Linked DNA regions of Homo sapiens: region 2 is linked to region 1. Evidence: chromatin loops called from intact Hi-C (ENCODE). Cell type or tissue: PC-3. All regions are shown on one strand. Each heading gives the region's core, and the rest is flanking DNA. Links, peaks and the distances in the headings are about the cores only.

The links. Hi-C counts contacts between places; a loop is a spot of excess contacts. Peaks named below come from ENCODE experiments on the same cell type or tissue, not always from the same donor. Only the 100,000 strongest peaks of a DNase experiment are listed, where the experiment ranks them.
Region 2: a loop joins it to region 1, with 4 times the contacts of the local background. A loop is called at or near these places in 2 of 110 quality-filtered maps.

The regions. Positions count from the first base shown.
Region 1 is chrX:15,877,041-15,889,575 of GRCh38, reverse strand. No RefSeq gene overlaps it. Among named protein-coding and RNA genes, the nearest start is that of AP1S2, 28 kb to the right of the region's middle. In PC-3, for the core only: no CTCF peak of the experiment used is centred there; a DNase peak (open chromatin) is centred at 6,265.
Region 2 is chrX:15,940,705-15,953,239 of GRCh38, reverse strand. No RefSeq gene overlaps it. Among named protein-coding and RNA genes, the nearest start is that of AP1S2, 92 kb to the right of the region's middle. RefSeq lists a silencer at 9,999-10,206. In PC-3, for the core only: no CTCF peak of the experiment used is centred there; DNase peaks (open chromatin) are centred at 5,419 and 5,939; H3K27ac peaks cover 1,029 bases.

The DNA.
Region 1 (12,535 bases), core at 2,081-10,080:
GAAAGGTAGTCTAATAAACCCAGAGGAGGGTACTTAGCCTAACACAGAGTGTTGTAAAAGCTCCCTGTAAATATTTTACCTGCACTTGAAGGTATTTCCATTGGGACCTAAACTCCATATAGATACTCCATGAGGGTAAAGCCTGACTTCACAGTATCCACTAATCCCTGACGGTGACTGACTGTCATGCCAACCTAAATTCATTCCAGATGAAGCCTTTGCCCAATTGTATTTCATCCAGTTAGTGGTTTTCTTGTTTTCATTTTCAACTAGTTGTTTTTTCTCTTGTTCTCTTTCATTAACTCCTACCAGAGTAACAATCCTATCCTGCCCTCCTCCATTTGTTCTTACAGCTCCATCCTTTCCATCTACATGTGAAAACTTAATTTTCATTTTCCAAAATACAGAGACACAGTAGCACTTTTCTGAGCAAGTTGGCCGATGCTGGGAAGGTGAGAGCTGACATTTATTAGGCACCAGCTGTGTGCCTGGCACGAGAGTAACTTTTTTTGGCATTCATTTAATTCTCAAATAAGTCTGTGACCTAGATATAGTATCCCTGCTTTACAAATAAGGAAACTGAGCCCCAGAGAACGTATGCTACTCATAGAAAGTTGGAAATCTACACTCAAGGCCATCTGATTTCAAGGTTGTTCCAAAGCTATGCTTTCTTTGTTATCTTCATTCTTATGTGCAGCCATTTCAGTAATGGCTGCACATAAGAACCATCTGAAGGGTTAAAACACACACAACCAAGACTTTGGCCCCACTCCTAGAGATCCTACTTTAAATGAATGTGACCCAGGCATTAGAATTTTCCTTCAAAGACTTTTGGATGATTCTAATGAAAACCCAAGGTTAGAACAAATCATACTAGGATGTGCTGCCTCTCAAGCCGTATCAATAAATTTCATAAAACATAGCAGAGGCTGAACAGCACTTCAATCCTGACATCTAAAAATAGCAAATTGTGGCACCAACACACAGTATTAGAGGAACTCAAGGTAATTTCACCCAGCATCCTGGGCAAACAGTTTGCACTCGTGCAAACTGCTTATGTTAGACCTGGGCCCGAGATAGACTGCACAAATCAGATCCCAGAAGTCTGCTCTTGGCTTTGCTTCTGAGCTGTACATGGTGGCTGACTTCTTAGCACCCACCACAAATGCCCTGCCCTACATGCCCTTGACCCTGGATTCCACTTGCAGCTACCGTGGGAGCCCTGCAGATGCTCCTCACCTCAAGCAGCCGACCTTGTCTCTCTGCATCTCTGCCCAACAGCTTTCTCTAGCACCTTCAGAGCTGGCTTAGCCTGTGCTCTGGGTGTCCAGGAAGTGCCAGGGATTTATCAACGCCAGGGGCAGCCCTTAACCAAATGAAGGACCGAAGTCAGTGGCTAAATACCTCAGCTTCGTTGTCCTCAGTGAGACAATTAGCAGGCTGGTTCTCCTGAGCTGCCTTTCTCTACAGTTACAGTTACTCAGTAATTCACCCTTTTTTGGTGACTTCTTCCCTCGCCTGTGTAATGCTCCCCAGTCCCTCACTAGGCTGCCTGAGATCACCTCCCCTGGTTACTCCCTGTATCCAAATCCTAGTCTCAGTATCTAAGGATACTGAGGGGAACCAAACTAGGACAACCTCCAGGTGTCTCATTTTGACTTCAGATATAAATAAGCATTAAGCTAACAAAGACACCAATTTAAATATGAATAGTACTTTATCGCTTACTTTCACAAACACTATCATTTTGATAACTAATGAAGGATAACATCTTCTAACACCATTACAAGGGGGTTTCAGGATGGATGCAATGGGCTTTAATTTCTTGAGAGAAAAGCATACCATTATCATAATAAAGACAGGCATAGATTAATTTTTCCCTGTATGCATGTACTTGGCTGACTCCATTAGTGGGTTCTTCACAAGAAAAATGGTGTATTCAAGCAAATATTAGAAATAATTCTATTGTTTATACGGAGGATGCTTAAGCAATTAATGCAACATCAATGCTTTTTTTTTTCAAGTTTTACCGTGAATAGTCATTCGTACTTCATTATGTAAAATTATATATTAAAAATATGTGTTGTGGAAACATTTTTCACTGAGATAAAAATAATTTGACATGGGTCATAGGCTAGGGGTAATAGAGAAATTCAACATTTTTTTTCTGTCCTGCTACAATTTAAATAAAAGTGAGATAGAAAGGGGGAGATTATGGGAGTTGCACCATAAAAAGTAATATACTTTGACATTTCTTTGCAACATACAAAAGACTCTGCTAGATATTATAGCTTATAGCAGTCTTAGCTATAGGGAACTTTAAATAAAATTGACTGGCTCAAGGAAAGGATATTATTATTTTGAGAATAAGAATGAGCAAAAATGCACGGTTCTCTCGGAATCCAAATCCCTAACGAAATGGATAATCCTGCAGTAGAAGAATTTGATTGAAGCTATTATTGTCCCATCTGAGAGTCAGGGCTGGCCACCTTGCACGTTCCTTCACAGGAAGTAGGTCTCCTTCTTAGTACAATTGCAATCTTTTTTCTCTACGGTTTGAAACCTTTTACTGCTGGTTGGATTTCTATTACTCATATTTTAAGGAATTTAAAAGCACCTCTTTAAAAATAAGATTAGAAGTTTTACGTTTACATAGGAGGGTACTATATTAACCATGTAGTTAGGGTTCTTTTAGTTTTATATTTAATTTAATTGTACTTATACTTTTGTATTTACCTTTCAGGAAAATAAAAGCTGGACGGGTGCAGTGGCTCACACCTATAATCCCAGCACTTTGGGAGGCTGAGGCGGGTGGATCACCTGAGGTCAGGAGTTCCAGACCAGCCTGGCCAACATGGTGAAACCTTGTCTCTACTAAAAATACAAAAATTAGACAGGCAGTAGTGGCACGTGCCTATAGCCCCAGCTACTCAGGAGGCTGAGGCAGGAGAATCGCTTGAACCTGGGAGGCAGAGGTTGCAGTGAGCTGAGATCGTGCCAATGCACTCCAGCCTGGGCGACAGAGCGAGACTCCGTCTCAAAAAAATAAATAAATAAATAAATAAAAATTTTTAAAAAAAGGAAAAGAAGAGAAAAGCTATAAATATATATAATAAACATATATAATAATATATAGATTTTTTTACTTTTATATTTACTTTTCAAGAAAATAAAATGTCTGCACTATAACTATATATAATGAGCTACATAATTATATATATGTGTGTATATATATGTGTGTGTATATATAACTATATATAATGAGCTACATAATTATATATATGTGTGTGTATATATATGTGTGTGTGTATATCAAGGCTGCATAATGAGCCTTGATCTTCCAGAATTTTTTTCTCTTAATCCATTGGCCCTGGCCTTAATTAAACCACACAATTTCATTTCTCTGACGAAGTGGGGTGCAAAGCTGGATGTTTCCTGGTAGGGTGTGACAGTGAAAAGGGACAAATTGCTTCTGAGGGAAAAACAGGAAATAGTGCTGATCCTAATTCATGACTGAGGGAGGAGACAGGCCAGATACAGAAGCAACATCTGAAACATTCCTTGTGGCCACCCCTTCTAGACTCACTTAACAGAAGGGCCTGCAAACTGAAGAGGTGGTAATTTGGGGCCACTTGAAGAAATTTGAGGAGAAGGAAGCAGAGTCAAGGACAGTGGCCCATGCCTGTACTCTCAGCTTGAGCCCAGGAGTTCGAAGCTGTAGTGCACTATGGTTGTGCCTGTGAATAGCCACTGCACTTCAGCCTGCGCAACATAGCAAGACCCCATCTCTTTAAAAAAACAGAGAGAGAGAAGAAAGCAAGTATGTAGAATAAAAGACACTGGAAATCAGTGGACTCCCCCCTCAAAAAGAGGATGGATTTGCCAGTGAATGCATATTTGATGTTCTCAATATATTCCTCATTTCTAGAAAACACTAACAATTCCTGTTTTAGCCATCAGTCCACTTATACCAGGACATCCTGTGTAGGGATGGGGAGATTAGTGAGTTGGGCTTGGTCTATAATCTGCCATTTTTTCATTCCTGATAATAATAATGCTATGGGGATGTTCATGTTAGTTAAAACTGTAGTAGTGTTCCAGGTCATGATACGAATTACTACTGCAGGCTTAAAAATAGATTGCAAAAGGGTAGAATGTAAATGTATCTATAAATAAATTTACATGTAATTATATATATATATTTGGGACAAAACTTCAAATACATTCATATCTTTTTCGAGGCAGGTTTATAACTAAAAGAGGTGATTATTTGTTATTCAGCACTCCAAAAATCTATTTTTATTAGGAGTATTGCCCTCATCTATGCTTACTTTTGGTAACTTATCAAACACCAACATTCTGGCCTGGCAAGGTGTAATCTCAGCTACTCCAGAGGCTAAGGTGGGAGGATCACTTGAAGCCAGGAGTTCAAGACCAGCCTGAGCAACATAGGGAGACTCTGTCCCTACAAAAATTAAAACAAAACAAAATACCAACATTCTAGTCTGCAAGAAACTTGAAGAGAAAAAACAGGTTTGAAATGAATAGGACTGAGATTAATTGAGAAGGCAACTTTGGTGTTTCCTACCTGAGTACTGTCTGAGACTCAGCTTACTTATTTTAGAATCATCCAATAGCCTCATACTGACTTAAATGTTATGTGTGTCGCTCATGAAAATGTCATATTCTCCAGATATAGCACTTAAATAATTTTACCCTGGATTTTAGAAAGAACCCTGTTTTCCTCTTTGCTAGGATAGAAATAGGTTTTTGAAATATGAATTTGTGTTTTTGAAAAGTTTTAAATATTCAGAACTTACATTCAAACACTACCACATTACACAGAATACTTGTTTGTGTTTTCAAACACAAAATATTACTTTTAAATTATACCTGCTGTAACGTTTAGATGAATTTCCTTTCAACACTTGGAAATTATAATATGTTTGGATGTATTATTTATCAGCTCCCTTTCTCCTCCTGCTGTTTGCATGTTGAAGGAACAGTACAAGCCAAAAGATTTAAGTTGAAGTCATGCAAATGATATAAATGGTGGATATTGGAACTGGACAGGTTGTACAAATATTCCTGGGTCATTTTAAGCAGATTTTTTTCTGTGTCTGGCTAAGAATTAGATTCTTGGATATCAGCTAAAACTGTCAAAATTAAACTCAGTTGTGAAAATTCAATCCTTAGGAGGCATTCTTTAACTGAAAATCTATCAATATGATGCTAACAATTTAGGCACCCAGGGGAAATGTGATGAATAAGACTTTGCAAGAGCAGATTCAAATTTTCGAATGCATGTTTCCCTGTTGGAAACAAATCACTTTTATTACCTTTTTCATATTTTTCATTTGCAATTTGTGGACTCATAAATATTATACATAGTTAAAAATTGAATAGAATTCTATAATTTACTTTTTCATAAATATTTTAAAAAGAAATTGGCTTGTTCTTTGGTGCTCTCATGATATTGAAGATGAAAAATATTATATTAGCATTTTGATAGATTTTGAAGTTTTAAAAAATTTGTGACTCTAAAATAATGTAGTTTCTGACTTGGTTGGAACAGTTATAGGGGCAAAGGGAAAACTTCCCCTTTGCCCTCTGAAGGTTCACTGAAAAATCTACTCACAAAAGGCAGAGAAGGCATACAAATTTATTTAATAGGAGAGAAGGCATACAAATGCATTAACAGGTACAGGGGAGAATCACAGAGTGATTACACCAAATATCCCCATTGGGCCCTGATACTTATTTAGTTGTGTTTTTTTTTTTTTTTTCAGAGGGGAGGAGGGAGATGGGGAGTATAGGTAATTCTGTTGAGGGGCAATAAATGATTACTAGGAAGAATGAATGGATGGGGATCGGAGATTAACTTGTAAATGATTCTCTTCGGATATCTTGCGAAAGGGTTAGTTCAGGTGTAGTTAAATCTTCAGTCTTATTTTTTGCAATAGATAATGAGATAACAGGTAGGGGAAGAAAAAACAATTGTTCTCCTTGGAGAGTCTGTCTGGTTTTAGGGGAAAGTCTTCCAGTGTCTGTTGACCTTTAAGGACCTTTAATTCAAAATACTCATGATACTGTCAGAGGCAATCAAACCAGAGCAACTCCATCTTGAATAGGGGCTGGGTAAAATAAGGCTGTGACCTACTGGGCTGCATTCTCTGGAGGTCAGACCTTCTTAGTCACAGGATGAAGTAGGAAGTGGGCAGGACTGGTATCACAAGACACAGGTCATAAAGACCCCGCTGATAAAACAGGATGTGGTAAAGAAGCTGGCCAAAACCCACAAAAACTAAAATGGTGATGAAAGTGACCTCTAGTCATCCTCACTGTTCATTGTATGCCAATAGTAATACGTTAGCATGCTAAAAGACACTCCCACGGGTACCATGACAGTTTACAAATGCCATGGCAACATTCAAAATTACCCTCTATGGTCTAAAAAGGGGAGGTATCTGTTGCAAGTGAGCAGCAACTACCTGGAGCTGGTGGTGCTGGGGTAAGAAGAATTTACCAAGACAGTTGTACGTAAAGAAAGGCAGATTTGTTAAAGAAAGTAGGAAAATACGTTGCAAGGTGGCAACAGGAAGACAGCAAGAGAGGAGCTGACTACAAAGAGACTAAGGCTTGCTGGGGATTTTACAGAATGGTACTGTGCTGTGTACTGAAGAGGGCTTTGTGCACTACTGATAACACCAAGGTTGCAGTGAGCTAACTTGCAGGTGTCTGGTGACAAGTTGGGCACAGGAGGGCTACATGTCTGGGACCATGAAGAAATGCAGACTTATAGCTTATCTGCTTTCTCTTTTTGCTTTCCCTTGGTCCTGCCAGCCCAACTCCCTCTCCTTAATTAGGACTCCACAGGACCCTCAGTTCTGGGAAATCTCCACCCCTTTCCTGGAAAACTCATGAATAATTCACCCCTTGTTTAGCATATAATCAAGAAATAATTGTAAGTATACTCAGTAGAGCAGCCCATACTGCTGCTCTGACTATGGAGTAGCCATTCTTTTATTCCTTTACTTTCTTAATAAAGTTGCTTTCACTTGACTCTATGGATTCACCCCGAACTCTTTCTTACAATCATTAATTGAATTACATACGGCATGGGGGTCGGGGGACAGGTTGGCAGGTAGAGTTCTTAGCAAAATCTGCTCCTACGAGTGGAGGAGAGATATCAGTACATCAAGCAAAATGTTTGGTAACCAGTGGCTTTTGAGTTTGCTGATTTAGAAGAAGACATATTGCTCAAATTTTAGCATTCATCTGTTAAGGATGTTGGAAATAAATCCAAGCACTTTTATTGCATTCCGTGCTTTATTACTAGTGGGGTAGCCTCTGAGCTCTTGTTAAGAGCATTAGTAGCAATTTTCATGTTGATTTTTCTTAAGCAGATGCTTATTTTTTCTAGTTCTTTGTTACTCTTTGAAGGAAGAACCAAATCCTTAAAATTAATCTCCAATTCATGCGTATATTAGTATTTCAACTGGCCTAGAAAACCTCAGAGTTTTTTCCACAGGTGACCCATCTTACATACTCTGAACTTAATGCTGTTGAGGTATTCAGACACACTTGCAAAAGAAAAGAGAAAAGAAAAAAGAAAGAAATCACAAATAAATGTCATCTGGTTAGGTTTTATTCATCTTTCTGGCTTGCTGCAATCTTTCAAATCCTGATTCTCAAATTGGTATTCCTTTCATTCTAGTGTCATCTGAAAATTTGATCAGTTTGCCATCTCAAAAAAAATGGGCGGTCTGCTGGACCACCCTGTGCCTCTCCTCAGGGAGCCTAGCAACAGGCTGTCTCCTAGAAATGACTGCAAGATTTTCAGCCAAGAGTCGTGGTTGCTATATGCAAATTTCAGATGGCTCACATACAGCATTAGGATGATCCTCACCTAGGCAAGGCCATTCCATTACCCATTAACCCATGTCCTTCTAATACCTAATGACACATTCCCAGTCAGGTGTCCTTTACCCTCTCCCAACTTCTGTATCAGTACTGGGGTGCAGAGTCCTTCTCCTGGAGCCAAGCCTTGGTGCTTCCAACCATACCCAGCCTCAAAACACTTATGTATAGAAAGAGAAGAGTTTAGGTAGGGGGAGGGGTGGCACAAGTATGTATGACATTGTCTGCCATATATTTCATTGACACTATACCTCTAAGCTTCCTCAGCCAATCTGCTTTACCCCTGCATTATGTGCTGTGTATAGTATTTGTCCTTGCCCCAGGATGTAATAGCTGGCACTCAATGTGGGGCAAATACCACTTGACCTAATGCTATAGGTGTTTCTGTGTTTTCCAAAGACAGAAGGGTTCACTTGGGGGTGGGATATGTCTTCCCTGGGGTTGTTGTTGACAAGTCACCTGGCTGAGTTGGAATGACCAGTGACTAGGTGGTCACAAGGCTTATGCCCAAAGACTGCAGAAGCCCTGGAGCAAGCTATTTGCAATGAAAGAAAAATGTCAGACAATAAAGATGTCCATAATTTCATTCCTTTCCAGGTAAGAATGCTGAGCAACTCCTCAGAAGTTTGGAGAGCCTTTCAAGTCCTAAAGATGACAAAGATGTGGTAAGCAGATTAATGCCCCCCACCAAAGATGCCTATGTCTGTCCTAATCCCTAGAACCTGTGAATATGTTACTGATATGATGTGGCTGTGTCCCCACCTAAATTTCATCTTGAATTGTAGTTCCCATAATCCCCACATGTCATGGAGGTACCCAGAGGGAGGTAATTGAATCTTGGGGGCACTTACCCCCATGCTGCTGTTCTCATGATAGTGAGTGAGTTCTCGAAAGAGCTGATGGTTTTATAAGGGGCTTCCCCCTCCCCCAACTTCGTTCTGCTTCTTGCTGCTGCCATGTGAAGAAGGACATGATTGCTTTCCCTTCCGCCACATTCGTAAGTTTCCTGAGGCCTCCCTAGCCCTGCAAACTGTGAGTCAATTAAACCTCTTTCCTTTATAAATTACCCAGCCTTGGGTATGTCTTTATTAGCAGCATGAGAACAGAACCCAGTCTTGGGTATGTCTTTATTAGCAGCATGAGAACAGACTAATACAGTAAATTGGTACTGGGTATTGGGGTGCTGCTATAAAGATACCTGAAAATGTGGAAGTGACTTTGGAACTGGGTAACCGGCAGAAGTTGGAACAGTTTGGAAGGCTCAGAAGAAGATAGGAAAATATGGGAAAGTTTGGAAGTTCCTAGAGACTTGTTGAATGGTTTTGACCAAAATGCTGACAGTGATATGAACAATAAGGTCCAGGGCAAGGTGGTCTCACATGGAGATGATGAACTTATTGGGAAGTGGACCAAAGGTGATTCTTGCTATGCTTTAACAAAGAGACTGGCAGCATTTTGCCCCTGCCCTAGAGATCTGTGGAACCTTAAGAGAGATGATTTAGGGTATCTGGTGGAAAAAATTTTGAAGCAGCAAAGTGTTTAAGATATGACTTGGGTGCTCTTAAAAGCATTCAGTTTTATTCATTTACCAAGATATGGTTTGGAATTGAAACTTATGTTTAAAAGGGAAGCAGAGCATAAAAGTTCAGAAAATCTGCAGCTTGAAGATGTGATGGAAAAGAAAAATCTGTTTTCTGATGAGAAATTCAAGCTGACTGCATAAATTTGCATAAGGAATGAGGAGCCAAATGTTAATCACCAAGACAATTAGGAAAAATTGAAAACATTTCAAGGTCAGAGACCTTCACAGCAGCCCCTCCCATGACAGCCCTGGAGACCTAGGAGGGAAAATTGGTTTCCTGGGCCAGGTCCAGGACCTTCTTGCTGTGTGCAGCCTATGGACTTGGTGCTCTGTGTCCCAGCCTCTGCAGCTGTGGCTAAAAAGGGCCACGGTACAGCTTGGGCCATGGCTTCAGAGGGTGCAAGCCCCGAGCCTTGGCAGCTTCCATGTGGTATTGGGCCTGTGGGTGCATGGAAGTCAAGAATTGAGGTTTGGGAACTTCCACCTAGATTTCAGAGGATGTATGGAAATGCCTGGATGTCCAGGCAGAAGTTTTCTGCAAGGGCAGGGCCTTCATGGAGAACCTCTGTTAGGCCAGTGCAAAAGGGAAATGTAGGGTGAGAGACCCCACACAGAGTCCCCACTGGAACATTGCCTAGTGGAGCTGTGAAAAGAGGGCCACCATCCTCCAGACCTCAGAATGGTAGATCCACCAACAGCTTGCATTGTGCGCCTGGAAAAGCCACAGACACTCAAGGCCAGCCTGTGAAAGAAGCCAGGAGGGAGACTGTACCCTGCAAAGCCAGAAGGGTGGAGGTGCCCAAGACCATGGGAACCCACCTCTTGCATCAGCATGACCTGGATGTGAGACATGGAGTCAAAGGAGATCATTTCAAAGCTTCAAGATTTGATTCCCCTGCTGGATTTCAGACTTGCATGGGGCCTGTACCCCTTTATGTTGGCCAATTTCTCCCATTTGGAACGAGTTATTTACCCAATGCCTGTACCCCCATTGTATTGAGGAAATAACTAACTTGTTTTGATTTTACAGGATCATAGGCAGAATGGACTTGCCTTGTCTCAGATGAGACTTTGAACTTGGACTTTTGGGTTAATACTGGAATGAGTTAAGACTTTGGAGGATTGTGGAAAGGCATGATTGTGTTTTGAAATGTGAGTACATGAGATTTGGGAGGGGCCAAGGGCAGAATGATATGGTTTGGCTATGTCCCCACCCAAATCTCATCTTGAATTGTAGTTCCCATAATGCCCACGTGTCATGGGAGGGACCTGGTGAGAGGTAATTGAATCTTGTGGGCAGTTACCCCCATGCTGCTATTCTCATGGCAGTGAGTGAGTTCTTACAAGATCTGATGGTTTTATAAGGGGCTACCCCACCTTTGCTCTGCACTTCTCCTTGCTGCCACCACGTCTATTAGTCCATTTTCATGCTGCTGATAAAGACATACCTGAGATTGGGTAATTTATTAAGAAAAGAGGTTTAAAGGACGCACAGTTCCATGTGGCTGGGGAGGCCTCACAATCATGGTGGAAGGCGAAAGGCACATCTTAGATGACAGCAGACAAGAGAGAGAATGAGAACCAAGTGAAAGGGGTTTCCCCTTATAAAATCATCAGATGTCATGAGACTCATTCACTACCACAAGAACAGTATGGGGAAAACTGCCTCATGATTCATTTATCTCCCACTGGGTCCCTCCCACAACACATGGGAATTATGGGAGCTACAATTCAAGATGAGATTTGGTTGGGGACACAGCCAAACCATATCACCATGTAAAGAAGGATGTGTTTGCTTCCTCTTCTGCCATGATTGTAAGTTTCCTGAGGCCTCACCAGCCATGCTGAACTGTGAGTCAATTAAACCTCTTTCCTTTGTAAATTACCCAGTCGTGGTTATGTCTTTATTAACAGCATGAAAATTGACTAATACAGTTACCTTACACAGCAAAGAGGAGTTAAAGCTGCTAATCAGCTGACTTGAAGACAGGGAGATTGTCCCCAATTACTGGGTGAGCCTGATGTCATCACAAGGGTTCTTTAAAATAGAAGAAAGAGGGCCAGGCATGGTGTTGCATGCCTGCAGTTCCAGCTACTTGGGAGGCTGAGGCTGGAGAATCACTTGAGCCCAGGAGTTCAAGACTAGCATGAGCAACATAGGGAGACCTCATTTCTTTTAAAAACTTTTCTTTTTAAAGTTAACCAGGCATGGTGGCATGCCTGTAGTCCCAGCTACTTGGGAGGCTGAGGCAGGATGATTGCTTGAGTCCAGGACTTTGAGGCTGCAGTGAGCTGTGGTCATACCACTGCGCTTCAGCCTGGGTGACAGAGCAAGAGTGAGATCCTGTCTCTAAAAAAAAATTTTTTTTAAGTGAAAGGAGGACAAAGAGTTAGAATGTGTAGGAAAACCACATAGACATAGCCAAGGGAAGAGTGTGTGCAGAGGCTAACACCTCGTGTTCTGTCTGGTCATCACCCCAGACCAAGTCAAGCAGTTCCTACAAGGCTCCTGGGAAAGCAGCCAAGTGGCTCCTGATCGCCTCTTGGGATTTTGTTTCAGGACTCCTTACTCATACATGCATCAAGGGAGCTCTGCAGAGCTGCACAGTTGGTTCTGCGTTACTTTTTGTAGCCTACCTATTCATACAGTGTCTTTTCTAATCTCTGATTTCACTGTAGAAACCCCACTTAAGGTCCAGTTAACTTCTGCCCCTGAAAGGAAGCTTGTGCTTAATGCCCCTGGAAGAAGGTCTGCCAGCTCTTCAGGCCGAATGGATGCTGGGAAGCCAACTCTCCTGGCAGGCTTCCGACAGCAAGATGTTCCTCTAACCAAGAGGCCCTTCTTCCTCTGACTGACTGCCCAAGGCCTTCACAATTCCCAGTGTTACATGATAGATAGAGTGCTCCCTGCCCCTTCCAACTTCTCCATGAATATGTACAGTAGCAGCTTAGTAAGAATGCTAAAACTATAAAACTCTTAGAAAAAATACCTAGGGGTAAATCTTCATAACTCTGGATTTGGCAGTGGATTCT
Region 2 (12,535 bases), core at 1,738-9,737, 64 kb before region 1:
ACTGGACTTGTTTAATCAAGTGTGCTCCCCGTGGTCTATGGCTAAAAGAGCACTGACATCTCCAATTACATTTTTCCTTCTCTCATCTCATCTGGGACACCAAGAGTGGAGCTTTCTTGTCTGATAGAAATATTATAGAGGTACAAGCATATAAAAATTCTCACCACATAGAACAAACTAGAAAGACTTGACAGAACACCTCTGCCCTCCAGTTTCTCTCCCTTTTTGTATCTTTTACATGATTTAATTATCTCTGGAAATGGAGTCTCTCAAGCCTTATCTATTAACCTAAAAAAAAAAAAAAAAAGAGGAGGCCGGGCACAGTGGCTCACGCCTGTAATCCCTGCACTTTGGGAGGCCAAGGCGGGCAGATCTCCTGAGGTCAGGAGTTCAAGACCAGCCTGGCCAACATGGTGAAACCCCGTCTCTACTAAAAATACAAAAATTAGCCACGCATGGTGGCGCGTGCCTGTAGTCCAGCTACTCAGGAGGCTGAGGCGGGAGAATGGCTTGAACCCAGGAGGTGGAGGTTGCAGTGAGCCCAGATCGCGCCACTGTACTCCAGCCTGGAAACAGAGAGAGACTCCATCAAAAAAAAAAAAAAAAGAGGGAATTGGACTATAAGGTATTTCCCAAATTATGTTCCTTGGGAAACCATTGTCCTTCAAGGCCAATAGGTGTTTCCAGAAAGGATTCTATGAGAAAAATGAGTTTTAGAAATTCTACATTCTATAGTAAATCTCCTCTTGTAGTTCTAGTCCCAGTTCTACAAGCTACTTTGAAAGTTAGTTAAACCTCCCTTTACTCAAATCTCAGTTCCTCATCTGCAAAATGGCTCTTGTAGTACCTGCTCTGCCACCTCCTTGGTGTTGAGAACCAAATGAAAAAGGTGACAGGAAAGTATTTTAAAAACAGGAGAACACTCTATTCAGGTGAGACATGGAGGCAGCATTGCATCCATTGGAGAGATCCTTAAGGCCAGGAGACTAGCCCGGAAACTAGGCCAAGAGGATGTACGTGTGAACTAGAGCTGGCACAGTGAGGAAGGGAAAGCTAGGTATTCCAGGGCTGCTGCTGGGTGACAAACCACCCAAAAACATTGCTGAAAATAGCCATTTATTATGCTCACAGATTATGTAGGCTAGAAATTTGAATGGTACACTATGGGGAAGACTTGTCTCTGCTCTACAATATCTGGGGCCTCAGCTGAAAAGTTTCCAAGTCTGGGGGTGACTCAAAGACTAGAGTCGTCTTGAAGGCTTCCTCATTCACATGTCTGGTAGTTGAGGCTGACTGTTGGCTGGAACACTTACACATGGCTTCTCCATCTTTCCATGTGGTCTCTCCATGTGGACTAGTTTGAGCTTCTTCACAGCATGGTGGCTGGGCTCCAGGAGAGTAAGAGGTTCAGCAGATACTGAACTCTGTAAAAAAAACAAAAACAAAAACAAACAAAAAAAGAGAGCATGGCCAAGTGTATGGGATGTTTATGACCTATCTCAGAAGTCACATAGTGTCACTTTTGCCATACTTTAATGGTCAAGGCAGTCACAAAGGTTCACCTAGTTCAAGGAAAAGCGACATAGACCCCATAACCCAATGGGAGGAGTGTCAAGGTCACTTTAGAAGAAGAACTTGTGGGACAAGGGACATTATTGTGACCATCTTTGGAAAATACAACCCCTCATTTTGCGGCAAGTACAAAGTCAATGAAGTCATGTGGATTCTTAGGGGCTGGCTAGAGGAAAAAGAAAAAGAAAAATCAAGGATTTTCCCACAGTTAAAGTATGAGTGGAAAAAAGAATAACCACGAAAGAGAAGGCTTAAGTCAGAGCTACTTTGTGAGAATAATTAATTCAAGAGATTTTCCAAGGTGAGAGGATCACTTGAGGCCAGGAGTTTAAGAACAACCTGGGCAACATAGTAAGACCCCCATCTCTAGAAAAAATTGAAAATTAAAAAAAAAAAATTCGAAGATATTCCCAGTAGCCCTGCCATTTGAGTCTGGAGAATATCTGAATGAGTTTACTGGCAGAGATAAAGGAGCCAAGAGGAAGACTAAAGATAGAAAATTGAGGAGAGAAAATTAATAGGACACAATTCTGGAGGAGATGGATGTCACCAAATAGTCAGGCAGACGTTTAACTTCACAAAGAGAAACTTTATTTCTCTACAATAAGACAAAATAAAAGGAGAAGATGGAAGAAATAGAGTATAATTCTGAGATAAAGAATACATTTTGAAGTAGAGAGAGGGGAAAATGGCAGATCTCAAACTGAATACCCTGTTTTCTCAGAGAAGTTAAAGGTAAGAAAATCTATTGATATTAAGATGAGATGTCTTAAAGTCCATAAGAAATAGAAATGACTAGGTAAGAAATTGAATAGGTGAGTCACATATTTCTTATTTTTAAAAGAAGTTGAAAGATTGGCAAAATGATGATTGTTGTTGATGCTGGTGATGGATACATGGGGATTTATTACACTGTTCTAACTAATATTGTGTATGTTTGAAATTTTCATAATAAAATGTTTTAAAATTGTAAAAAAAATCTATTGAGTAATGTACTGATTATCTCTGTTTTTAAAAAATGAAACTAATAACCTTGCATTTTGATGTATGGTTTATCAATAAAAATGTTTCCCTTAGGCCAATGGTTCTAAATGGAGAAAGGATTTTCTATTTGTCTCATACCTATTACTGTCTTAAATAAATGTTCAATCAATTCAAATGAACCCATAAAATCCTCTGTCTAGTGCTTTTTAAAATCCTTGTCACAAAGCTTGGTCAAGTTCCGAAATAATTTTGCTTATTTCCCCTGATGGTACATTATGGCTTCTTGCTGAAGTAAAGTGTCTTTTTATTTCCTTTTTTTATTATTATTACTTAAAACAAGTTGGCTGCAGATTGGATCGTACCCAGTCTTTTCCACAGTGATGCCCAAGTAAAGAATATCATTGGGCTTCTAATACTGCTAAATTTCTTCCTGGCATTGGGAAAATATTGAGCTGGCAAAATAAATAGCTCAAATCTCAGAAACTTATTAGACTGATATGGACTCCTGTATGCTTCATAGCCCTAATCATCAACTCATTTATATTCTTTGGAATTGAGAGAAACATATTAAGGAAGGATATTCTTGCCCTGTACGAAATTGTCACAGTCAGCTAGCAAGAAAGATTGAAGACTGAAAAAATATCTTTCAAGCAGCCTCTTGGTTTCTTGAAGCATATCAGTGATACCCAGAATTCATCAAGTTCATGGTTCCACATCTTGGACTGCAGAAAGTGACTAGGCAATGTGCCTGAATCTGACCTTTAATCAATATCTCCTTTTCTGCATTACATTAGGCATAATGAATTGTCAGAAACAGCATGTGGCTCAAACCAATGTTATTCCAAGAAAATAGCTAGTGGGTTTTAGAAATTAGATGGCAAGCAACTCAAAACCTTCAGATAATTTTTTGAGATACTCTATCTTAAAAGTAGAGCAGCCTAGCTTTCCAGCTTTAGCTCTTGCCAAACCATCCATGTGGTGGCCAGGCTCCTGTTCAGTTAAGAGGCATTAGAATGAATGAAGAACATAAGGAATACAGTGGATGGAAATCCTGAACAGGATAGAGGGAAAGAGAAAGAAGGCCAAGGACATTCATGACAGGGAGTACTCAAAAGCATGAACTCAAGGTATGAGGAACAGAAGACACCATACAGCCCTTGCTGAAGGTTCAATAATTTCTTTCACATCAGGACAGCAATGCACACATAGGAAACAGGAAATTGTTCAGCCAGACATACTTTACTGGGCAAAATAATGTCTAACTAACTTCACTCTCAGTGATCTTTGACAGTAATTTGAGGAAGGCAAAGGGAAAATTACCAATATCAAATGACAGTACTGTCTGACACCATTCCTCCTTTGGCTGACATTAATCATGAATTGCTTTCCATAAAGTAATTTTTATTTAACAGAGAAAGAAAGCATATGCCACCTTATCTTAGTGTCTTAGTAAACAGTCGTTCTGGGATTCATTTGCATGGAATATAAACTATGTATGGAGCCCTGAACCTGATTTTGATGTTGAAAAAAAGTATAAAGAAGTGTAATATGTGACAAATCAGGGGAAAAGAGAGAGATTGAGAGTGAGACTGATGTGGGGCTGATGGTGATTTTTTTTCTAACTCCCCCTGCTTCATCAGTGGCTATAAATTATCAGCCGAATATACATAGACACTCTTAATGGCCAAAAAGAGTCAGCTCACAGTTCTGCCCTTGTCAAATCATCCAGAAGAAAGCCGTGCCCGTGGATAGGCACAGCCATGTCACATAGCTCCTGTACTCTCAGGGCCTGTGTGACACTGAACCATAGCCTTGGAAATGGCAGCAAGGTCTACTTTGGTCCAGATCCAAGCCCTGGCAGAGACTAAATCTTACATTAAAAGAGTGGGAAGTTGGTGCAGATAGTATTGCAAGACCAGTCTTTAGATAATTAGCCATTGTTAACTCAGGAAAACCAATTCTAGGCATTGAACATGAAGCCATATCTTGAAAGGTAAGTATAAGTTTTTAAAAAATAGGGATGGGCGGGGTCTCACTACGTTGACCAGGCTGGTCTCAAACTCCTGGAATCAAGCAATCCTCCCATCTCAGCCTCCCAAAGTGCTGGGATCACAGGCATGTGCCACCATGCCCAGCTGCAAGTATAACTTTTGTGCCCGGGCCTCCCCGACTGTGAGAGGCAGAGTAATGCCCCACCCAGTCCTGGAAAGATGCCCATGACCTAACATTGAGAACCTGTGAATATGTGACCTTACATGGCAAAAGGAATTTTGTTGATGTTATTAAATAAAGGATGTTGAGATGGAGAGATTATCCTGGATTACCTGTGTATGCCCAATGTATTCACAAGGGTCCTTGTAAAAGCGACACAAGAGGAGTCATAGTCAGAGAGAAGGAGATGTGATGACAGAGGTAGAGGAACAGAGAGAGATGGGAAGATGCTGCTCTGCTGGCTTTAAAGACAGAGGAAGGAACCAATGACTAAGGAATGCAGATGGCCTGTAGAAGCTGGAAAAGGCAAGGAAATGGATCCTCCTTCAGAGCACCCAGAAGGAATGCAGCCCTGCAAACCCATTTTGGACTTCTGACCTTCAGAACTGTAAGATAATAAATTTGTGTTGCTTTAAGCCACTCAGTTTGTGATAATTTGTTACAGCAGAAATTGGAAACTAATATGCCAACAGCCTATGCAGACAAGATAAGTTCCATTTACTCCTGCTCCCCAAGTTAGAATGATTTAAGTCCCATCTCACTTATCAGTAGGAGTCCAGGCTTTGTTGTGAATCCTCTTCACAAACAAAGGGGAAGGCTTACTCCCACAATCTGCCTTGGTTGTTTCCTGCTGACTCAATCCCCTCCTGGTTCCAGGCCACTCCTTCCCTCCACCCTGCTGCTGGCTACACTTCCTCCGGGACTCACTTTGCATTCCTGCTTCATTCCCTTGTATTGCTTTGCCCAAAGCATGATCCTGCTCATCCTCCTTAATTACCAGACTGAAATGCAAGGCTGTTGCCTGCAGTAATAAAAAATAAGAAGAAAGTAATAATAGGTAATAAAAAAAGAAAAGAATAATGAGTAATAATAAAACTACAAATTGAAGAATTTACAACTGTCTTGGGTTGGGTTTCAGAATTCTTGTGCCTGTGGTTTATTAGGGGAGAATGCTCAGGAGAAGAGTAGTGAGGAGAGCAAGATGAGGCAGGGGAAGAAAGTGAGCGATCATGGGCTGTCACTGGGAGTTCAGTTTCAACCTGATCCTGCAGAGCACTCTGAAGTATACATTGCACCAGAGGAGAGTAGCATTTTGAAGGCAAGGAGGCCAACATTTTGTACTGCTGTGTTAGTCACTGACCACAGCCTCTGGGGGGATGGGATGACATGGCATCCCAGATGAGGAGACTTCTATTATGCCCAGGGCAATTCTCCAGAGAAAGGCAGCTATGAGCTGTTAACAGGCAACACTCATAGCAGCTAAGGGACATGGCCCCTTAAAGGGGATCTGGATGGTAATCAAGCACATCCATTACAGTGACCTAAAACAGAGCTCACAGCTAGTCCCTGAAGAGCACCTCTGCCCCTCTCCCTGGCCTCAGCACTGGTTGAAAGAGTTCACCGTATTCTTCACTCCGCCTCCCCCCTACCCCCACCGCCTGCCTTTCCCCTTTCCTTTCCCTTTTCCTTTCCCTTTTCCTTTCCCCTTTCCTTTCCCCTTTCCTTTCCCCTTTCCGCCTTTTTTCCACTGCATCAGTAAAAATGTCCTGGAGCTGTCTCTTCCCTGGAGTCAGAGGTGCCAGAAGACCTTTCTATTTCTCCCTTAAAGACATCACCCAAAGATTGGGTTTCAGTTTGAGGATTTTCCAAGATGATTGACGACCCCCATTCCCCAATCTTGGTGCTAAGATTCCCAAGAAGACATTGGAACACAATAGCCCAACATCAGTACATTTTTCCAAGTCTGACAAAAAATTGAGTAATATGCATGTATGGCACCAACAGTCCAATCTATATTGAACCAAGGTGATTAGCTGAGCTCAATTCCCACAACCTTTCACTCCTTGAGAAGGTGAAGATTAGTCCTCCCTTTCATTCCCGCCATCCACAAACACCTCCATGAGAACAAGTAATAACATGTAGGTATTGAAATCTATAAATCCCTTCTTAGGGAAGAAACATCACCCAGAAGTGTTATTCACATTGCAGGTGGCAACCCATTAGTGGTGCTGAGAAAAAAAATAATGAAAAAGAGTAGAATAGAATATATCAGAGTTCATTTCAAATAATAAATGTACATATTATTTCACAGAACAAACATTTGTTTCAGTTATATCTATCATACATGTATATTCAAATATTTGTATGTTTTGAGTCATGCTGTATTTCTTACTATTGGCAGGAGTCAAAAAAAGTTGAGAAAAACCCCACTGATTTAAACACTTTTGACTACATGGATAACTGCTTTCATATACATCCAGCACAGTTTGGTTACTTGATGTCACTGGAGGCTCAGAAATCTCTATGTTCTGCTGTAGATCTTTGCTTCATGTCTAGGAAAGGGAAAAACCTGTTTGGGTATTTGTTTTATCCAAAACAAATGAACCTTCAACCCCATTCTGTATTCCAAAGGCGAACTGAACTCTACTTATCTAAGAAGCCAGCCTAAAGCTTTGAAATTATAACACTATGAAATGAAGTGGGTAGAACTGTGTCCCCTAAAAAGATATGTGCAAATCCTAACCACCAGTACCTGTGAATGTGACCTTATTTGGAAATAGGGTCTTTGCAGGCGTAATCAAGTTAAAATGAGGTCACACTGGATTGGAGCAGGGACCGATATCCTTATAGTAAGAGGAAAATTTGGAAACAAGAGACACCCAGGGTGAATGCCATACGACAACAGAGGCAGAGATTGGAGTGATGCACCTACAAGCCAAAGAATGCTAAGGATTGCTGGCAATCACCAGAAATTGGGACGTGGCAGGGAATGCTTCTTCTCTAGAGCCTTGAGAGACAGCATGGCCCTGTGGATACCTTGATTTTGGACTTCTGGCCTCCGGAACTGTGGAGGGAGTAAATTTCTGTTGTTTTAAGCTATCTAGTTTGTTATAGCAGCCCTAGAAAACTAATCATGAATTTTCCTGCTTCTACCCTAACCACTGAATTTTCAAAAACCTTGGGAAATATTTATATGTACTTGCTTGAATATTCATAAAACATTTCTGAAAAATAAAATAATCAAGAAACTGAACATTGTTGCCTTTGGGAAATGGAACTGGGTACCTGCAGAATGAGAGAGGGAGACTTTTTGCTATAATACTACTTTGAATTTAAACTATGTAATGTATGAATAAATAAAATCGAAATTTAGAAAATCTTAGGCAAAAACTCAACCTACCTAGCAATCTCCCCTTTCTCCCCAGGGATCACCAGTGACGGATGTCCATCCCATTTTTGTAAGCAAGAAGGTAAAATTGTAAGAAGATGGATCTCCCATCTTTTACAGAGGGTCCATGGTTCACAGCCATTTCTCTTTTGCACCAAAAACTTGGGAAGGCAAAATGTCTGGTCTTATCCCGAAAATCTTTAATCATCTGCCCCTTTCATTCAAGCTATTTGCTTGAGGATAAAAATGCTCATGAGGAAAAAAAAATGCTGAAAGCTGAGATAATGATCCTATCCATGATATTCCTTAATTACTGACTTAAATGAAGATCCATTGTCATATTTCCTCATTAAAAGACATATTTTATGAGCAGATACTTCTCACGGATGATTTAAGAAGAACAAACTCATCAGATAGTTTGAGACTGAATCCGAAAAGGTATGCATAGTTAATTATGTAATATGAAGTGTTGGACGAAATGGGCCCAAGGGTCTTTCAACATCAAAGCCTCTGGTGGAGAGGCACACAATGTAACACAGGCTAGTCTGTAAAACACTCCTGTAAGACAACTCTACACAGTTTCAGTGTTCAATGTATATTTCATGAATTGAATTAGAGTAAAAGCATAAAATAAAGAGCTAGAAGAGACTTTGGAATGATCAGGTGTGCTTCCCTGTAATGCTTTTAAAACAGGCACAGGTGTCTCTGGGCTGGAATGCTGACTTCACTTTTGCCATGCTTTTTCTATGCCACACTTTTGTCATCTGAAAAATGGGAAAAATAAGAATATCTGCCTTTTAGGGTTGTTGAAGAAGTTAAACAAGGTGAAGTATAGGTAGTAGATGTAACTGGCACCCTGCCCAGATCCCATTTACCAGGCAAGGGCACCAGTCTCCTAGCTGCCTTCCTCTGCAGAATTGTCCTGGGCTGATGGTAGCCAGCTCCCCCAGGAAGTTACCCCACCCCATGGCCCACAGTCAATGACTGACTAATACAGGGGCACAAAGGAGACCCCTCCCTTCAAGGCAGGGATACCTCCAAGGTGTGGTTTGTAGTCCAGAGCCTCTCTCTGAAGAAGTGAAAACACTCCTTTGTTCAGCTTCCACCAGCCCTATCCTATCCTGCTTCCTCCCTCCTTTACAAGTTCTTTCTGCAATACATCCTAAACACCTGACTTCCTGTTCCAGGCTCTGCTTCAAAGGAGTCTGACCTAAGAGAGTAGGTAAAGAGCTTCAAAATTAAGAGTATAAACAGTGAACCCATTTTAATTATTACTTAATCAGTCAAATTTAGGGCAAGCACAAAATCAAAAAACCTTTGACATACTCTAATCCAACCCAGAAGGTTGACAGAGGTAAAGTGGAGATGCAAAACGTGAAAAGAAACAAAATTATTTTGGTGACTTATTCCCAAAGTAACAATGAGATGAGCCAGGAGCCAGAAAGAACTAGATTAGCCCCACTTAGACTTTTAAGCAAGAATAGAGATCCTGTGGTGTAAAGGCTACCAGAGACAAGGTCCCCTAGCCCAAAACCCTCCTTATCACAGAGACTAAGCACAGTCGCTGCTTATCCCTGAGTAACGGGTTTCAGCTCCCTGCCAGACTGCAGAACTATTCAAGTGAACCAATCACATCCTCCCACAGGAACCAGGGACCACCTCACCCTCTTGATACTACAAACCCTGCCTCCCACAGCACCTGGTTGTTCACTCTGTGAATAACTCATGTAGCCCTACATGACATGTGGTAGCTTCCTCCCCCAGACTGGGAGTATGTGTAACTGATAAACTGTTGTCCATCTCAGCTGTCCAGTGTTTGGTGTTGTGTGTTCAGTCATTCACTTAACCCTAGGGCAGGAATCCCATCATCACCAACAGGGTAAAGAGGGGACAATCAAACAGACTATTATTATTTTTTTAAAAGATCATTATTAGGCTGGGCGCGGTGACTCATGCCTGTAATCCCAGCACTTTGGGTGGCCAAGGCAGGTAGATCATGAGGTCAGGAGGTCGAGACAAGCCTGGCCAGCATGGTGAAACCCCATCTCCACTAAAAATACAAAAATTAGCCGGGCATGGTGTCATGTGCCTGTAATCCCAGCTACTCAGGAGGCTGAGGTAGAAGAATCGCTTGACCCCAGGAGGCGGAGGTTGCAGTGAGCCGAGATCGCACCACTGCACCCCAGCCTCAGCGACAGAGCGAGACTCATTCTGAAAAAAATAAATAAATAAATAAATAAATCATTATTACCAGGGCTTGTAAGAGTTCTTAAAATTTTTTAACTTTTCCTTTATTTCGTTAAACTTGCCTATTTTCACATATGGAACTGAGAAAAGCCAACTGTGTTTGTATGCACACGTGCATGCACGCGTGTGTGCATGAAAGAAACAAGATTAGTAAAGAAGCTGGAAGACTGTCTTTCTATGTAGCAGGCACAGGAGAAAAGCTCTGTATAAGAGTTAGGAGTGAATAAGGCAGGGTTCAGCTTGGACCAGAGAGAGAGAGAGGAATAAATCAACATCATGTTGCTGAGACAAAGGTGTGGCCTCGGTAGAAGCATCACTGCTTACCTTTAGACAAGGGTGCTTCCCATTGGAACAAAAAACAAAAATCAGTGGGAAAAGATCAGAGCTCAAAGGTGAAGGAAATGAAAGCACTTGCACAGAAATGAAAAATGAATAAAGAGCGAGTTAAATCTCATTATTCTTCAAGGAATCCTAACACTGTGATTCTTATTTATGCAGAATTTGAGGACCGAGATTGGGTTTCTCACTAGTTTTAGCTAAGGTCATCAAAAATTTTAGCTACCTTTTAAGCATACAGTTCCCTTGACCTTGGATACTCAGCATAGTTATGAGATCACTGGTGACAAGTTGAAGGAGGTGCCCATTTTTAGAGCCTTATAGGGGAAGCTTTTCTGATAATCACCAAATCCCTTCTGGGCTTTTAATTCAATTCAACTCCATCAATATACACTGAGCACCTATATTATGTGGTACATTATATACAGTGTTTCTGCACATGTGCACCTGTGGCATATGAGAAAACCTGCCCTTTGAACATGTACACAGTTGATTGATGTGCATCCCAAAATTTAAGAAATAATATGTGAAAAGATGCAAAGGAGAAAAGTTGAAGCACTATCATTAAATTGCAAGATCACATAGATTGAGTCACACTATTAATGGACCAACGAGAAGGGCAGAAGCAGTTGAAAAAGAATGATACCTCCTGGGAGGTAGGGATGCTAACCTGAACTTTGAGGATGAGTAGGATTGAAATAGACATAGAAGGCATTCCACACATCCACACACTGATGGAGATGAGCATTTGATTCAGTAAATGTTCATTAATTACTAACCAAATGACAAACCTCATATCAAGCACACAGTGGTTGCCATTTTAATTTGGCTGACTCCCTATCTGAGGGAGACATTTTTAACTACAAATGACAAAAAAATCCAATTTAAACTCATTCAGATAAAAACCACAACTGAGTGGCCCCATATTATTTCTTGGTAATTAAATAATGAAATTTGACCTTGCAGCTCATGCAGTGCCACCACAGACCTGGTTTCCACTGGTATCTTCTCAGCATTCCATGGTGTTGGCACCATGTGCTTTCATACTGGTCCCTTGACTGGCCCTTCATTGTAGCAAAATGGTAGCTCAGGTCCAAGCCTTACATCTTCACACCAACTCACTAGGACAAGAGATGTCTCTTTCTACAGCCCCTGTCTATCTTTCAGCCCCATCTTGAATCATGTTCTCACTTGCTCTTTGCACCCAGCTCCATTGGCCTATTTCAAGTTCATCAAATGTGCTATTCTTACCTTTCTCACAGCACACAGGTTTTCATGGTGCATTCTTCTTCCACTCTGCTGGTTAACACACTCATTATCTCAGCTCTTGAACTTCATGACCTAAGGCAAGCCTTCCTTGCCATTCTCACCTACCAGGCAAAGTCAGCCCCTGCTATATTCTCTCAAAACATAATGTAGTTCTCCTTCATGGCCATAAATTAACATAGCCATTCAATTAATATTTGTCTCTTCCAGAAGAAGATAAACCATGTCTTGTTTTGTTCATCATTATATCCTCAACATTAAGCAAGTGTCTGCATGGTGGGTATTCAATAAATATTTGTTGGTTGCATAGGTGGATGGATGGATGGATGAATGAATGGAGGAATAAATGGATGGATGGATGAACTTGACTTTTAAACCTTGCCATGTAACTAATTAGCTACCTCCAGCTTTTTTGTGATTCAGTTCTCTCAACTGTGAAATGAAAAGGTTGGACTAGTTGACCTGTAAGTTCCTTTCTGAACTGAAAGTGTCGAATTCGTAAAGTGTTACTGGCAAGAGAATTTCTTTAACTGCAATATTAGGGAAGTAAAGTAAAAAGTGATGTTTTGGATTACTCTGCTACCCTTTTGCAAATGTCATTTTTAATTACATTCCAACTTTGTGTGCTCTCATGCAGTAGTTAACAATCTGGAGAAATTGGGATGCTACAACTGTTACCAAGCAGCTGGAATTGCCGAAGAGCTAATACAAGTTAGAAAAATATATGCTGACAGTCTAGGAAGATGTTCA